2 separate regions of the Homo sapiens genome follow, and region 1 is linked to region 2. Evidence: chromatin loops called from intact Hi-C (ENCODE). Cell type or tissue: pancreas. All regions are shown on one strand. Each heading gives the region's core, and the rest is flanking DNA. Links, peaks and the distances in the headings are about the cores only.

Region 1 (8,307 bases), core at 1-8,000, 53 kb after region 2:
TGAAAGTTCGTTTTCTTCTTCCTCCCTGAATAATTGTTCCAGAAGGGATGCTAACTCTGCCAGAGCTACAGGCAGATTTTTGGGCTTTGGAAGTGGAAGCTGAGGCCTGGGGAAGGCTGGGTAAGGAATGCTGGGGCAATCTCAGACAGTAGGCAGGTGCTTGGCATGAATGAGAAGTGACTTTCCTGGAGTCCCTCAGTAGAGGATGAGATAGCAGGGATTAGGCCACAGTCTCAGATCCTGATCTTTTTTCTTCCTAGGAAAGCATACATAACTTGTGTCTGCAGAATCAGTGTGGGATGATTTTGCTGGCCCAAGGCTTCAGCGAGAGGGAGAAGAGAGGTCACTACAGCCCTCCTGTGGGTAAAAGCAGCTCTCTTATAAACCTGCCTCCATGCAGTGGGGTGGGGGTAAGGGTGGGTGACAGCAAAGAGGTTGAGGAACCTCCCTGGGTTTGGGGAGTGAGAGCTTCCATGTTCCCTTAATGTCCTAGGTTAATTCATAAGGCATCTGAGTCCTGGGTCTCACCCAGCCTCACAGAGAGAAAAACTGTCCCTGAGGGTGTCCCCTCCCACTCAAAGGTAGAAAGAGATTGAGCCAGGAACTGCCCTCATATCCTCTGCTCTGCCCCTTCCCTTCCCTTTCCTCTGCCCCTCCCACCTAAAGCTGTTTGGGGCCCTTTCTCAGAGCCCTGGGTGGTGGCAGGCAGGGAGGAGTCCCAAGATCCTGGTGGCCCTGAGCCCCATGCTATGGTTGCCAGATTTGGCAAATAAAAATACAGGATGTCCAGTTACATTTGAATTTCAGTTCAACAACAAACAATTATTAAGTGTAAATATGTCCTAGGCAAATAGTTGGGACATATACTAAAAAATAATTTGTTGTTTATCTGAAATTCAAATGTAACTGGTCATCCTGCATTGTGTCTGGGAACCCTACCCTATGACTTTTCCCCCTCTCCCTTTGGTCCCAAGGGGCCAGGAACCCCAAGGATTTGACTTAACCAGTTTTTTGAACTGCAATATTGAGAAGGGGACACTGTGACTTGAAGACACATGAATTACTTTATTTTTTAAGCAACAACAAAATAAGAACCTTCTGAAGCCATTTGAGCCTCATCTGCCCCCATCCGTGTATATTTAATTATATATAAAAGAAGATAATTACCTAGAAACATATGAACAGAATCTTGTTTAATCAAGATGCATGTCTATAACTTTCTGTAAATAGCCGCATGGCAATGCTGAGAGTCCCCTTGATCCCCAACCTCAAACCCATTTTACAGAACTGGTTGAGGCTGCTCCTTTGATTTTATGTCGTGTAAAGTCTTTGTTCCCCAGCCCCACCCCTGCCTCCTCCCATCGGGAAACCCCCCATGGGAGTCATCAGTGGGCGGGAGTCGGTGCCTGCTCCAGTCCAGCCCTGCCTTGGGAGATGCTGGAGGACCCTGTCGCCCTGAAGGCCTGTTTGCTGCACATCTGCCTGCAGAGCCAAACCTCAGGGCCCGGTGCAGTGTCCAGCCTGGTATCTGGCATCCCAGTAGCTTCCATGTTCTGTGTATGTGTGTGGTGTGCCCCTTCCTCCCACTGTTTGAATTCACTGAAAAGCCATAAAGGGGGCCTCCTGCTGGAGATTTGGCCTCCCTTGGCTCCTCCCAGGAGCCCCCATGTCTCTCCAACTGGCTCCCCACAGACCACTTCTGAAGGGCTCACCTGTTGTCACTCCCTCCTGCTCCCTCAGTCCCGTGTCATGAGAATGGACGGTGTCCAGGGCTTCCGGTGGGGTCTCAGGAGATGCCCATGCTGGCCCTGCCCGAGCTGGCTTTCTCGGCCTGGGTTCACAGTTCAGCTCCATCTCTACGCTGGGCGAGGAGCAGACAGCAGTGGGACTCCATGGTTCTGGATACCTTTCCTGGGGTCCCTGTGGAGGCAACCAGGATTTTCAGGAGCAGCCAGTCAGCAGCTCAGCCAGGGATGACAGAACCATCCCTGCTTACTCACCTCTGTAGTGTGAGGGTCTGTGGGTGGTGATGGAGGAGGGACTCAGGGAGAGGCCGGTGAATACAGGGGCTGACGCTCTTCCCTCGTGCATCCTCCTGCAGTCTGACAGAAAGCAGCCCAATAGCGGGGCAACCTCAGGGCTACCAGCGATCCCCTGAGAGTGGGGTGGGCAGGTTCAGCTGTGAGAGAGGCTCAGGCAGAGCAGGTGTGGACTAAGTCCCCTGACCTTCACACCTGCTCCCCAGAGAAGCCCCAGCCAGTTGCACCAAGTAGCAGAGGTGAGTAGAGGGGCCTGGGGGCTTCCAAGGCCCCAGGTCATCCTGTTGAACTGAGAGGGACAGGTAGCCCCCCTGCCTGCGGCCCCTGGCCCCATGGGCACCTGAGGGCAGTACTGCATGGGAAGAGCCCAGGATGCCTCAGGCCTGGCAACTGTGACAAGTATGAGGAAGGAGAGAGAACGGGAAGGGAATCAGGCAGGGCGCATTCGAGGAGGCCAGAGGTGGCGAGGCAGGCTTGCCCTGCACAAACCACAACAGAAGTTGCACACAGAAGTCCCAGGGACCTTTGTGCTGGGAACTGAAAGAGTGGGGAAGGTGGAGGGGACCATTTCAGAGCAGGCTGGAATCAGGTGCTTGGACCAGTGAAGACATGTCTTGCTTCCTCCAGCTCTCTCTGGGGCCCTCCCACTCTCCACACCCACAGCAGAGACAAATTGAGGCAAGAGTTGAGAGAGCATCTGTCTGGTGAGGTGATGGGAGCAGTGTGCATGGGGCACCAGGAGTTCCTCCATCCCACCTGCCTTAGCGATCAGGACTTTAGGGGGGCCTCTTCAAAGATAGTGACCCTTCTGCCCTGACTCCTGCCCATCTAAGGACTTGATTTGCTGCTTTCTGAAAACCCTGGGGCTGAAAACTTCAAAATCAGGGCCTGGCAGAGCCTAGCTTCGCCAAGGTCAGCCCACCAGGAGCCCTGCCTTCGTCTCCATAGGAAGGACACATGTACAGCCCTTGCCCCCGGCCCTCTCATTCCCACTTCTGCTTGGCAATGCTCTCCATCTCCCTTATGTGGACTCTTGTTCTTGTCTGATCTCTTGTCAAATTGTTATTTTGTAATGAACTGCGTCTCCTTATTAAAGAAATGAGCTGAAAGAAACCTGGGGGTGGGGGGTGTCTCTGGTTGTTTTTGCTGCGCTGAGGTGGGGGTGAGGGAGTGGGAGCTGCCTGTGAGGGTCAGTATGGTGGGTGAGGGTGGTGAGATGGTCCTGAGGCTCTGGCTTCTAACCCAGAATCTCCCTTCAGGGAAGCACCAAAAGGGGCTGAGGTCCCCTCTCTCCTGGGGTTGGGGGAAGACCAGATTGGCACTCTGGTGGGTGCTGGGGCCCACACATCTCCTGAGAACACATGCCAGGCTGTGGAACTGTGGGGAGTGTGGTGGTGCCGGGGAACATTGTCTGGGAGGCTGGGCGGGGCGGGGTGGTGGTGGGGACTATATTCTTGAATTCCCTTCCAGTAGAGCTGGGCTTAGGGAACAGCCACAGTCTGAGCCCAATGACGAGAGGGAGGCTGGCCCTGGGAAGTGGGAATTTGAAAAGTAACAATTTCTACAAAGTCCTCAGTTGACTCTTTGCAAATAACTTGAAATGTCTTTAACTTCTGAAGCAAAGATGTTAGGGACCAGGGATAGGGCGTCAGAATTTTTAGGGAAAGGGAGAGTGGGACAGCATTGCCCCCAAAGACCAGGGAAGAGTAAAACTCCTTCTTCGGTTCCCACTTCCACCTGTCTCCTCTCCTTGAGGATAGACCAGCAGCTACCATTTTTGTCAGTTTACACCAGCACCTGTCCTCCAGGAACACCGTTGGCTAGATGTGTGCTTGTCCATCAGGTCCAAAGGCATGGGGGCAGTGAATGCAAGCAGGGATGGGAGCTGCCCACCTGAGGGAGCATGAGCCCAGATCCTTTAACATCTATCCTGTCTTGCTGCTTCAGTCCCTAAGGCTGGGTAGGGTGAGGGGCATGAGCCTTTCAGCAGACGGACTGGGATTTATCACCTGAGGGTCTCCTGGCTAAGAATATGAGCTTTTTACTCTGCCAATAGGTTGTGGCCTTCTCCTTTCCCCCCAAGAGGGCTGGACCACGTGACGGCTAGGTGATACTGTATCTGCAGACCTTACTACAACCAGTGGGGGTCAGAAAGAGAAATGACATTTGCAGTCTAGGAACCCTTTGCATCGGTCATGCTTCTTTGCCTCTGTTTTGTGCCCCAGGACAGGACTGAATTCTTCAACCATGACATCAAGTGTGCTTGTTCTGCTGCTGCTTGGGTTACAAACAGCTGGGTGACATCAGGGGAGAAGAATCTTCCCTCCCTGACCTCTCCCCAAGTCAGTGACCAGGGATTTCCGCTTGGCAGGAAACACAGGGCTGAGCAAAGCCAGAGGCAGGGCTTGCTGGATGGAGAAACCAGACCCAGATCCTGGCTGCCTGGGGTCAGACCTGGCCACCCACGTACAAACCCTGCCAGCGGGCCTGAACAGCTCTTCTCTGGGCATGGCTCCTTCATTTTGAGTTTAGATTTAACCTTCAATAGCCCCCAAGTTAACTACATTTGTAGTTTGGAACTACAGGATAGTTTTGGATCTCCTGAATTAAACAATGACCTCATGAAGACTTATGGATATAGCAGATGACTAAGGGTGATGGCAGGAGACTTCCATGAGCCCAAGGAAATCACCACCTCCCTAGACCTCAACTTTCCCATGTACTAGAGTGTGCTAGTGTTCACCTGGATGGCCTCAACACCTTTGTCACTTAAACCTGGTGTCTTCCAAGAAATAACCGTATATACTCTTGGTTACTTGAAGCTTGGAACCTTGATATCTATCTATCTATCTATCTATCTATCTATCTATCTATCTATCTATCTTACGGTTCTTTTGAACGCCAATCTAGGCTTCTCCTTGGCCTGACTCCATTTAGGAAATTCCTTGATACTACCAGAGACCCTTCTCAGTGGCCATGACTCACTGTGGCTGTCCCTGGGGAAGGGGCCTCTATGTGGACAGGAGTTGTAGGAGGCTGGTGGGCGAGGCCCCCACCAATGATAAGATGTAAAATCAGAAGAGGCTGCCCCAGATGTGAGATTCTAGAAATCCCATGCTCTGAACTGTGGAGACAGTCACAAAGTTAAAACACAGTTTTATTTACTCATTTATAAATACTGTTGTGTTTACAGGCATCATATAGAAGTGAATATTATTATTCCCAAACTTTCAAACACAGAATACTCAAAACTATATAACAACAACCAGTAAAACAAAACCATTCATCTTAGGGTTGAAAGGCCACTCAAAATTGCATAAAAATACATTCAGTTCACAAAGCAAGTCTGGCTGCTTCTCCCTAAACAACCCCAACCCCACCCCATCCCAGGTGTATTTACAGTGGACTGAAGTTAATCCATACAACTCAGCTGAAAAACAGTTACATCTGGTGTGTGAACCTTGGTGGAACTAGGGTGAAGGGTGGAGTAAAGACACAAAATGCTACCACTAAAATGGGAGAGGCATGGAAACCTCAGGGTGGTTCTTTTCACCCCTGTTGATCAAGGTCAGGGCAAAGACAAGGAGGAAGGAAAACCATAAAGCCAAAGTCTGAGTGTGAACCACTCAACTGAGCACAGGCTGTAGCTTCTCCAAGAAGGATGCAAGGGTGAAACATTCTTTCCTTCCTTCTGCAGGGAAATCATTGCCCTGGTGTGCCAGCCAGTGGTAGGCACAACCTTTCAAAAGTTCAAGGGATGCTGGCTAGAAAAGGAGGTATTCTGGATTGCTGCCTCCTCTCAGAACCCTCTCCTACCCCGCAGCCTGCCTCCTGGTGTCTTTTTTCCTCCAAACTCTCTTTACCTAACCTCTCTTCATCAGAAGGCAAGCGGGAATCTGTTCCGGGTTTCAGTAGAGTGGGAGAAAGGACAGGCAAAGGCACAGATATTTAGGCGAGAGTCAAGCTACTTCTGGCCCTTGCATGTCCCTTATTCAGGAATAGTGGGCCCCGACGACTGGCACTCCGACTCTCAACTCTGGTTTTGGGAGAACATTAGAGGCTCTTAAGAGGCTCCCCACCATCAGTGTGCCTTTCCTGAATCCTTGCTCTTTGAATGGGCTGAGCTGTTGCCACCAGATGCACTGATACACTGATTGATTAGGTTTGTGCTGGGAAGACACACTTCTGTTTTAAGCTATAAACAGTCTCAGGATAAAGAGTAAACCAGACATGGCTACTCATGGTCTCCTTGGCCAGGCTATGGAGGAGTCATACGGGCCTAAAAGTCAAACCTCATCTCTGAGGGGACATTAGCATAGCCGAGGAGCTTTGAAACTGGAATAGGGGGCGGTGGTGGTGGTGGTTGGTATACCCAACTTCTACAGGAATCTTGGCTGATTCATGGAAAACCACCTCTCTAAAGCACCCTCGGCTCCAAGTGAGAAAAGCAAGGAATTAAGAATGCAGAGGGAGATGAAAGGGAGAGGAGTGAAGTGTATGCTTATTCTGGAAGGACATAAGAGCATCCTGATGTCACCTTAAGGGGCCACCCAAGTAAATCTTTATTGGAAACATCAGGGAAAAATTTGGAGGAGAAATAACAGAAAATATCACTCTGGCAGATTCATGGTCCAAAATAAGCAGATGAATTGGGGAACAGCTCAAATAGGTCCTTTGGGGGATTAGAAGGGAGGGGGAAAAACAAAAGATATGATTTAATAAATAAAATTGGTTTCTGAGTTTTCATTTGTAATCAAGTATATGCCAGACCTCATTTTAAAAGCTCTGGGCTAGCAAATGTGCATGTGAACGCACATAAGCTAGATCCAAGAGTTATCCCCAAATTGCTAAACCTTTTTAGGTAAGGCCAGAACATTCATTAATGGTATTGTCTTTAGACACACCCACCTCTTACTTACAGTTCTCCCGAAGGAGGGCTTCCGGGACACTGGGTTGTAAGCCAAACCTGGGTTCTATGTTTGCCCTCAACCCCAACTCTCAAAGGAGAAGTGAATGCATCTTTCACCATGCAGCTGCTGGCTGCTGGCCAAGATTCTGTGTTTTTTCTCAGCCCTCAGAAATCACCTCATTCCTAGTAGCTGTGACCAACAGTTCCTGGACTACAATGAAGTTGATCTATTTTCCAATCTAATCAGAACACAAAAGATCAATAGCTGTCCCTGACAGGGTCTACTGCTTCCTGAGCAGTGTCAATACCCATTAAGGAAGCTGATTAAAATCTCTGCTCAGCTGGAGCCTGAGGGATGAAGTCACCAGTGAGACAGAACTCATTTCTGTGTGACAAAGCTTTGTTTCTGTGAAACTCTCTTCCTTCCCAGTACTTGCAGCTTCCACCCTGCTCTATGTCCAAAGCCCCTGGGCCTTCTGCCTTCTTCCCATCGCAGCACACAGCCACCTCCACTTCCAGGGTCTCTGCCCTTTCACTCCAATTACACCAGGTCCTGTAGGAGGCTTGTGAAAGCCAAGTGCTGTTCTATGCAATATGGTTGTGTGGACTCTGGGTTTGTAAACACTGCTTTGGTAGTCTCCTCTTCAGACCTGCTTTGAAGGAAAGACCATCTTGAATGGTATCAGAACCTCCTACTTCTGGTAAGTCCAAAATCCAGAGGGGGAGCTCAATGGAACTAAAGATTGAGGTTCTTGTCGAGGAAAATTTTCTTGCTGCTGTAAGGCAGAGTTCAAGACAATGAACCAGACGGTGCTAAGCAGAAAAACGATTAGTCTGCTATTTGGGTGTGAAGAGCCAATGTAGATCCCATTTTAAGAAAGCTGAGGAAAGGTGGTTGAGGAAACCTATGAAGCAGCAGGTCTATTTCCTATTAAAACAACTTGTCCAAAGGCTGCCTGCAACAAATTGCTTTCTATCCATTTCTCCATGAGCTCCAATTTCCACCTCTGCAGGCTTTAATATTCTTACCAAGCCAGCAGGAGGGAAAGCCATTGCAACATCATTCAATTACCCTCAATATTAAATTCACTTCCCAAAAAGGATGAGAAGTCAACCTTGATGTGCTCATATTAAACAGTTTAAATCCAGAAGAAAACAAAAAATTCTGGACTTGGATTTTTGAGGTTAGAAAGAATTTTTGAAGCAGAAATCCCAATAAATATGCTGATCTTCCTAAGAATGAATAAATCACAGAATTTTAAGCCAAAAGGAAAGGGCACATAAAGATTATCCAGTCCAACCTCATTTTACAGACAGGGAGGGTGACCTGCCCAAAGTCACATGACTAAAAGGAGAAGG
Region 2 (8,324 bases), core at 52-8,051:
TCTGCCAATGCCTGTACCACAGCTCCAGGCCTGGGGTTTGTGCTGACGCTCGAGGCCAACGCAGGGACAGTGCAGAGAATCCTGTGCTTGGACGGCAGACCTGGAGAGGCAAAGCCTCAGTGGGGATGAGCTGGCTTCAGCTGCTGTCCACCTTGTCCAGGAAGCCTAGAGGGAGAAGTTAGGATTTCAGGAGCCACTAAGTGAGGTGGGGCTGCGGAGGAGAGAGAGTTGGGGGTCAGGAAGGGGAGGGATAGTTAGAACCCTGGGGGAGAAGGCTGAGGGTGGAGTAAGATGCTCCTTCCCTTATTCCTTCAGCCCTCTGTCTTCCCCAGCAAGGCCAACACTGCTATGCCAAGAATGGCACTGCGCTAGTCTCTCTATATACATTATCCCGTTAATCTTTACAAAAAGTCTGTTTTATAATCAAAATCCCCATGTCGCAGGTGAGAAAGTTGAGGCGTAGAGAAGTTATGCAATTTGCCTGTAGTCATACAGCATACAGAGGCAGCATGAGGATTTGAGGATGCAGGATTTGAGGTGTTTACTGAGTGCCTACTCCGGGCCAGTAGGCTCGGTGAGCAGGGGTCCTTGCCCTCCTGGAGCTTACAGTCTAGTGTTGTGGGGAGACTAGAACAAGGAAGGATAAGCGTGATGAGGGCTGCAGAGGAGAAGCACAGGGCACACAGGGAGAGGGGTCAGGGAACTGGGACTGGCAGGATGGAGGGGGTTGGCCTGGTGCAGTGGGGTGTGGAGGACAACATGTACAAATGCTCTGCAGCAGGAAGGAGCATGGCCCTTTGGGCCCTGCAAGGAGACAGTGAGGGAGTGGGCAGTGCCAGGTGAAGCTGGAAGGTGGGTAAGGGCTGCATCTAGAGATGCTGGTGCATGAAGCCTGAAAGGAGAGGACAGGGTAGGATGGACAGTCAGGACCTAAGGAGCACCTGGGGAGGAGGGCGGAGCTCCAGATATGCACCCAGCCCATGTAGACTCACAAGACCCAGCTCCATGCCCTAACCTACCTCAGGACCTTGGGTGAGTCATCCACCCTTTGGGGGCTCCCTGTGCCTCAGTGGAGTGAAGAATTATCCCTTCCTCGCCCTGCTGCCTCCTGGGAAAGTTGATAAGAATCAAGTGAAATTAAGATTATCAGGCTGTCATTGTCATCCCTATCAGGGGAAGGGTTCTCTGGGGCCTGAGGGGGCTCTGAGTGAAGCACAGCTGTGTTTTCTCCAGGGACCCACTGTGTTCCCATCCTCCCCCATTTTGGCCCAGCCGCTGCCTGTGCAAATGTCACCTGCTCCTTCCACATGCCATCAGAATTCCACTTCCGCCCAAGAGGGGAAAGGGCACATTGGAGGCAGTATAGACATTAAACACAGTATTTTCAGAAGGAGCAGACATAACCTTACAGAAGTGCTTTATTTTCTGTAATTAGACTTTATTTTACTGGAGGCAGCTTTGCATAAGGCTCAGGCGTCTCTTGGTCCATTTTATCAGAAGGAACCATGGGGGTCATTTCATCCATCCCTTTTCATCTAAGCAGCACTACATTCCAATCGTGAAGGCATAAGCTTTCCCTGTCAAGCAGGATGCTGCCCCAGACCCTTAGCATCAGGAAACCCCAAAGTCGAACCTGAATCCAGCCTGCTGAATGAAATTTGAGTCCCATCCTCCCTCGTCCTAGCAAAAGAAGGTTTGGGGGAGATTTCAAAACAGAAGCACTTTTCTCCCCAGGGAGAAACCGAAGAGGAGCAGCAGGTACTGCTCTTCAGCCCGCACACCCATCTCAGGTGACAGGTCCCCTCCTCAGTGTGGGATGACGAGGTGGGGGTAGGTTACGGGAGTGTAGCAGAGTGGGGGGAAACCCCTGGTGCCCTCCTGCTGAGCATCTGACCTTGAGCCCTTTACCCCAGGTCCCCCTTTCCATCTGAAGAACAGTGAGGGGTCAGCAGACCTGACTAGAGGGGCTCAGGCATGTGTCCTCTCCCCCAGCCCACACATGAACACACGCACACACCCTTCCCAACACCCAGGTATGCAGATGCACACTCCCCCACAGGAGGAGCCGCCCGGAAATCCCTGAATCAGCTTTTCTGCAGTCCAGGGTCTGTGACAAGCGAGCTGCTGCCCTTCTGAAGAGAGGCTCCAGCCCGGCCAGGAGCAGCGGGTGCTGCAGCACTTCAGTCCCCGGCTTCTTCGGGAGTGAGGTCTATGTCCTGGGGCAGGGGATGCCTGGAGGAGGGGAAGAAGGGGGATTCACTGCGGGTATTGGGAATTTCCCGGTTCCCCAGACTCTGTGGGGATGAGAAGCCCTGGAAAGCCCTGAGTGACTGCCCCCCCCAACACACATGCACACTGGATTTTTGTGTGTGTGGGTTGGGGGATGAGGAATGTCACTTCCTGGGTCAAACCCCAAACTCGAGTCCTGGTCCTGAGTGTGCAGAGTGGAAGGCAAACAGAAAGCAGCTGCATGGAGGGTGAAGGAGAGGCTGAGGGGAGAGGGCGAGGATGGGGTGGAGCTGGGAAGGTCAGGGGTGGTTAATGGCCGGACAGCAGCAGAAATTCCACCTGGCGAGCTGTGGCCCCGAGGTCTTATCGGGTGAGGTTGGGGGTTGAGGGTGAGGCCCAAGGGTGACACTGAGGCACAGGAGTGCTGCCCAGGCTCTCGGTCCTCCCTGCCCCTCCTGGTGCTCACCGTGGGTGTCAGCCTCGCTTTTCCCAAGTGGGAGAAAGCAGAGTTGTGGAGGTGGGAGGTGTCGGGTCCGTGGCAGAGCCCTTCTGCTGGGTTCCTGTCTGGGAGCAGGCAAGGGGTCCTGTGCCAGCAGACGCTCTTCCTCCTCTCCCCCACACCCGTACCCCTCCATCGCCCTTTCTCCCCTCCCCAAGTGGCCCGTGAAGAGCCCTGGCACCAGCCTTTACCTCACCCTCCAGGACAGACTGAGGGTGGGGACCGCGGGCTGCCGGAGCCCTCGGGGCGAACTCCCCAGCTCCCCTTCCCCTCCAGCATCTGCCTTTTGTTCCATCTCTCTTCTCCCTCCCTTCTCTCCCTTGACTCAGGAAAACCTTCATCCTTATCTCCCGAAGCAAATCGTTTCCCTCCCACCCCTGCCCGCAGGCCATTCCCTACAGCCAGGGGGTCCCCTCCCCCAGCTAATCCCCCGAACCGAGAGGCTGTAAACTCGGAGCTGGCGGGTGGGGTGGGGAGTGTTGCAGGAGTGCACGGAGCTGGCGGGGACTCCTCGGCAGAATCGGGGGAGTCCCGTAGGGCTCCGGGGGCTCGGAGCCGGCCCCGCCCTCCTCAAACTTCTGTAGGACCGCGCCAGTTTAAACCCCTCTCCCCCAGCCTAGTCCCTCCCGCACACACCTCCCCTTCTCCTGTCGCCCATTTTCCCCTCCGCTGGCAGTCCGGACTGGAGAAGGGAGGCGTGGGCGCGCGGAGGCAGCCTCCCCAGCAGCGGGGATTGCCTGGGGCGGGGGCCCTGCGTCGTGGTTTGCGGGGATCGCCCTCGGAGGGGCCGCACGCGCTGTGTGCAGGCGAATGTGAGGAGCATATCAATAGGCGGGCGGGGGAAGCGGGATCAGGTTGTTACTACTGCAGAGAGAGAGAGAGGAAGAGAATAGAGAGAGGGAGAGACTCGAGAGCGAGCGAGCGCGGGAGCGAGGGCCGCAGCGGCAGGGCCGGCGGGGAAGTGGGAAGAGGGACCTGGACTTCGGGACCCCAGCTGTCCCCGCCCCCGCCCCCGCCCCCGCCCTCTCCACCAGCTCAGGCTGAACGCGCCCGGAACGTCCCAGGGTAAGAGGGAACCCCAGGCGGGGCACCCCACGAGGGCAGCCAGTAGTCCCGAGCGAAGCCGTGCCTCGACCGACAGTGGCCACCTCTAGGGCCTGAGGCGTGGGCGGACGCGGGGTCGCCAAACGGTGACACTCCGACTTTTGGGACTTGGTGCTCACTGCGGGGTAAACTAAGAGTAGGTAGGACTGAGCCCGCGGTGGGAACTGTAATCCGGAAATCCATGGGCGTCGGAATTACCTGGCTAGACCCGGGGGAGGTGTCCTGAATTATTTCGGGAACCCCTAGCCCCCAACCTATCTCTCCCCGCGGAGAGCCCGGGTCCAAAGCGGAGAGAAGGCGAGAGAAGCCGCGGTGCCTTAGCGCTGGGACCAGGGACCTGCGGTGAAGCGAAGGCGACTCGCCGCAGAGAAGCCGTGGGAAGGGCGCGGGGAGGTGCATGAAGTGGGCGTGCGGAGAGAAGTGGGTGCGGGGCGCATGGGACCCTGCAGCGCCTGCCTCGCTGAGGAGGAGCTGGAAGACCATGCTCGCGCGACACTGGGGAGCCCCTGGCGCAGAGGGGGGTGTGCCGGAGGCACGGGCGGTTTGCAGGACTGGCTGCCTTTCTGAGCGCCCCCGCCTTGCCGCAGCCGTCCAGGGTTGAGATGAGCGGCTGCATTTTCCACCCCTTCCTCTCCCGGGAACTTTCCCACACTTTGACACGCGCCACGGCTCTGTGCATTGGAGGAAGCAGGCTCGCGGGGATCCTGGCAAGCTTGCAGAGACCCGGGTGGGCGATGGGAGGGGGCAGCTGGGCAGTGGAAACGAGGGCCCTACTCAGTTTGCTGTGTGACCTTGGACAAGCTACTGCACCTCTCTGAATCTCAGGATGATGGAGCGCATGGTGCCCAAGACAGGAATGGGGACGAGGTGGGGGAGGGCGCGCGGGGGGACAAGCTCATGGGCACGCCTGCCCGAGCCTCTGCACCTGGGAATCGCTGCCTTTGGTCACTGGCCTCTCTTAAGTGAGTTCAGTGCTCACTTCCGGGGCAGGGGGTGTCAAAGTGGAGCTGTGAACGCAGCGCCCCAGGGAGAGTCCGAAAGCTTCCATTCTGACCTGTCCTATGACCTTGGGCAACTCACTGACCCACTCTGGGCCTCAGTATCTTCATCTGGAAAATGGGGTTTGGAATTTAAGGTATCTGAGGTTTCTCCCAGTCCCAACACCCTGCAGGTGTTGCCCACTGAAAGGATGGGGGTGGGGTAGAATGACCTAGCTGGGTAGAATGACCTATCCTCTGGGAAGACTGTAGCTCCCCTACTGCACCCCCCATCCCAAAGTAGCAGGGCTGTGACACCCTCAGCCTGTTCATTGGTCATCTCTCCCCACTTTCAGAATCCAGCTGATGGGGAGAAAGGCCGGCTTTCCAGCATTACACATCCTCTTTGCAGAGGGCAGATTCTTTCCTAGAGAAAGGTTGGCTGTGACAGACAGATGACTATAGGTTAAAGGGTGATGTCAAGGACCTCACAAGGTCATGCGGTCTGCTCTCTACCTCCAGACAGGGCTGCATTCATCTCAGATAAGGAAGATCTGAAGGAATTGTCTCGTTTTAGAAAGATCTCCACTACAATAGCCTAGAGCACCCCACTGTGCAATGTGACAGTCCTTGCCATAGGAAAGTCTAATCTAACTCCTTTTTGGATGAACTCTGGTTCTGTCTTCGGTTGAGATGAGACAATAACTTCTTACTGGGCATTAGGGTGTTGCGGACGAGTCCCAGTTTGAGACAAGAGAGCTGAGTTTAATTTACAGGCTCTGCCTCCAATTTTGTGACCTTGTGTGACCTTGGGCAAGGCCCTTTCTTGCTTTCCTCGCCTGTACATTGAGAAGGTAGAACTAGATAACTTCTCAGGCCCTTGCAACCCCACAGTTCTGTGGCTGCAGTTCTGGGCTGGTGTCTGAGTCCAGGAAGTGGGCTTGGCTGGGTGATGGGAGCAGGTGGTCTCCAGGAATTCCCAATGCATTGCCCTCCCACTTCTGTCACCAGAGTCGAGACAAATTGAGACAAATACTGTATATGAATTTCAAAGCCAGGCACACCCCTGGAGGGGGAGTCCCCAGGAGACCTTGGCTCTACTGGTTATTAGCTGTGTGACCTTGAGCAAATTACTTTATATCTTAGAGCTTCAGTTACTAAGTAGTCAAAACAGAATGAGAATAGTGGTGGTATTTTAGGGTTTTTATGAGGATTAAACAAGAAGCATATGTAAATACTTGGTCCAGTACTGAGCTGTCTAAGTCCTCAATGAGTGGTAGCTATTGTTAATAATAATAATACAAGCTGCGTAGCAAGCAGGTGGCAGGGCAGCTGTGAGTAGTGGCCATGGGGAGCAGGGAAAGATTGTGGACTTGCAGTGTGATCTTCCTCTACCATCTTGAAAGCTTCCCTACAAAATGGGAACATCAGCTCTGTCTCACTGTCTCTCTGTCTCTCTGTCTGTCTGTCTCTCTCTCTCTCTCTCTCTCTCTCTCTCTCTCTCTCTCTCTCTCTCTCTCTCTCTCTGACCATTAGGACCATTCTGCAGTAGAAACTTCATGGGAAACAGAGAGACTGCCTGACTTTCCAATAATCTCACACCAGTTTTCCTTGGTTCTCCCTTCCCCACTCTCTGCCACACCTCTGTGGTTATGAAAAAATGGGCCTTTTACTCCATTCCCCAAACCTTCTAGGAATGGACCAACTGAGAAGCAGAGAGGCGGTAAAGCCAGATGTCCCTGGAGTGAGTGGCTAAAGGCATGTCTACACCCAGGTGGAAGGAGTGGCAAAGGGACTGGCTCAACCTGGAGGGGGACTCCCAGGACCCCATGGCCGGGACTGAAGTTTACCCTAGACTTGCTGTGTGACCTTAGGCAAGTCGCACACCACTGTGGACCTCAGTTTTCTCATACGTGAAGTGAAAGCTTGGTTTAGATGACCCAAAGTCCTTCTGGCTTTGTTGGTCCGTGACCCTGCTGGCTCTGCCTTTGCCAAGGCTGGGTGGGGCGGGGTGGGGTGGGGTGGGAGGTTTGTTGGAGTCGTTCAAGCTTTGGGTGTTCACTGCCCCGTGATTCCAGTCCTATAAGTCAGCTTGGGGAGAGGCGATGACCTCCCCTTCTCAGTAAGAGCGCTGATGGTTAAGAGCAAAGGCTTTGCAGGTAGATATATCTAGGTTCCCATCTTGGCTTGCTCCTTAATATCTGTGTGAATTCAGGCAAATTACCAACCTCTCTGAGCCTCAATTATCTCATCTGTGAAAAGGGAATATTACCAACCTGGAATAGGAAGTCTGTAGTGTGTTATTGACTAATGCACAAGGGATGGGTTTTTGAGGTTCTATGTTATCACAGAGAGGGCTCAAATTACAGGAGGAGCAGGGATACAGTTCACAGTCCTGCAGTTGTCACCATGCACACGATCCCCCAAAATGCCCCAACGTCCTGTGTCCTCCTCTTGCTGCGCACTGGCCTCAGGCTCCAGGAGTTTGCATGCTCTAGTCTTCGTCATGGGGCCTGGAGAAAGGAAGAGCTCAGCCACAAAGGCCAAAGGCCAAGCAAGCAGCATGAGTCTGAGAGAAGTGTGGCTGACAAAAGGCTCCTGATGATGAGGGAACGCAAGCCAGCAGCATGGCATCCCTCCATTCAAGGTTAGTCATGAGGAAAGGCTGTGAGATGCAGCCTTGGAGAAAAGCTGAAGGAGCGGGGAACACCGCCTTCCACAGAGATGTGTTAGATGAGTGGCACGGCAGGACGAGGCACTGAAAGGGGCTGTGGGATCATCTCATCCAGCCCTCTGTTTTGATTATGGGGAAACTGAGGCTTAGGGGGAGCTCCAAGCCCAGCGACGGAGCTTGCCAGCCCTTGTAGACCCTCAATCCAACGCTCTTTCCTTCCTCCCTGTTAAGCACCAAGCAGTTATTTTCCATCTTTTCTAAAATCAGAGCACAAGGTAAAATGCCTTGACTGCAGCAGAAAGGACATGGGTCCTGATAGGAAGGAACTTCCTGATCTAGATACTGAGATCATGGGGTCCAACCTTCCCATTTTGCAGAATAGAACACGGAAGCCCAAGAAAATTAAAGAACTAGCATAAGGTGACCCGGTATCAGACACTTGAATTCCCAGGCCTGAGCTCTCTCAGTTATGCCAGCTATGCCACGCTGCTGCTCTTGAGCCAGACAGGGCAGCAGGATAGCCAAACGTGAAAAAAATAATCCCAGATGGGCTTGGGGAAGGGAGGGAGGACAGAAAGACAACAGACCAAAAGACAGAAATATTACTTCCAAGACCACGCTTTTCTTTCTCAGCTTGTCACAGTTGGCCCCTGCTCAGAGCTGTTGAGGCTGGCAGCTTGCTTTGCCCTCTGAGAGGAGAGAGGAGGGAGACAATAGCCAGCCCCACTGGTCTCACTTCCATTGACAAGGCTGAGTGAAAGAAAGTCAATATTTGCCCAGGGGCAAAGGACGGGGAATAAGTCTGACTTGGGATGGGGCGGGGTAGGGGCGAACAGGGTAG

What was found. A loop is a pair of places that touch in the nucleus more often than their neighbours do. Peaks named below come from ENCODE experiments on the same cell type or tissue, not always from the same donor. Only the 100,000 strongest peaks of a DNase experiment are listed, where the experiment ranks them.
Region 1: a loop joins it to region 2, with 4 times the contacts of the local background. A loop is called at or near these places in 2 of 110 quality-filtered maps.

What each region holds. Positions count from the first base shown.
Region 1 is chr1:202,585,441-202,593,747 of GRCh38, reverse strand. PPP1R12B (protein phosphatase 1 regulatory subunit 12B) reads right to left here. Exons shown (of 24, transcript NM_002481.4): 24 at 1,046-8,307. SYT2 (synaptotagmin 2) reads left to right here. Exons shown (of 9, transcript NM_177402.5): 9 at 1-3,152. Among named protein-coding and RNA genes, the nearest start is that of SYT2, 120 kb to the left of the region's middle. RefSeq lists enhancers at 1,808-2,634, 4,305-4,354, 3,760-4,959. In pancreas, for the core only: no CTCF peak of the experiment used is centred there; a DNase peak (open chromatin) is centred at 4,454; H3K27ac peaks cover 4,070 bases.
Region 2 is chr1:202,638,747-202,647,070 of GRCh38, reverse strand. The region is part of intron 1 of SYT2 (synaptotagmin 2); the gene reads left to right. Among named protein-coding and RNA genes, the nearest start is that of SYT2, 68 kb to the left of the region's middle. RefSeq lists an enhancer at 3,359-4,291. In pancreas, for the core only: no CTCF peak of the experiment used is centred there; DNase peaks (open chromatin) are centred at 3,200 and 3,490; H3K4me3 peaks cover 699 bases.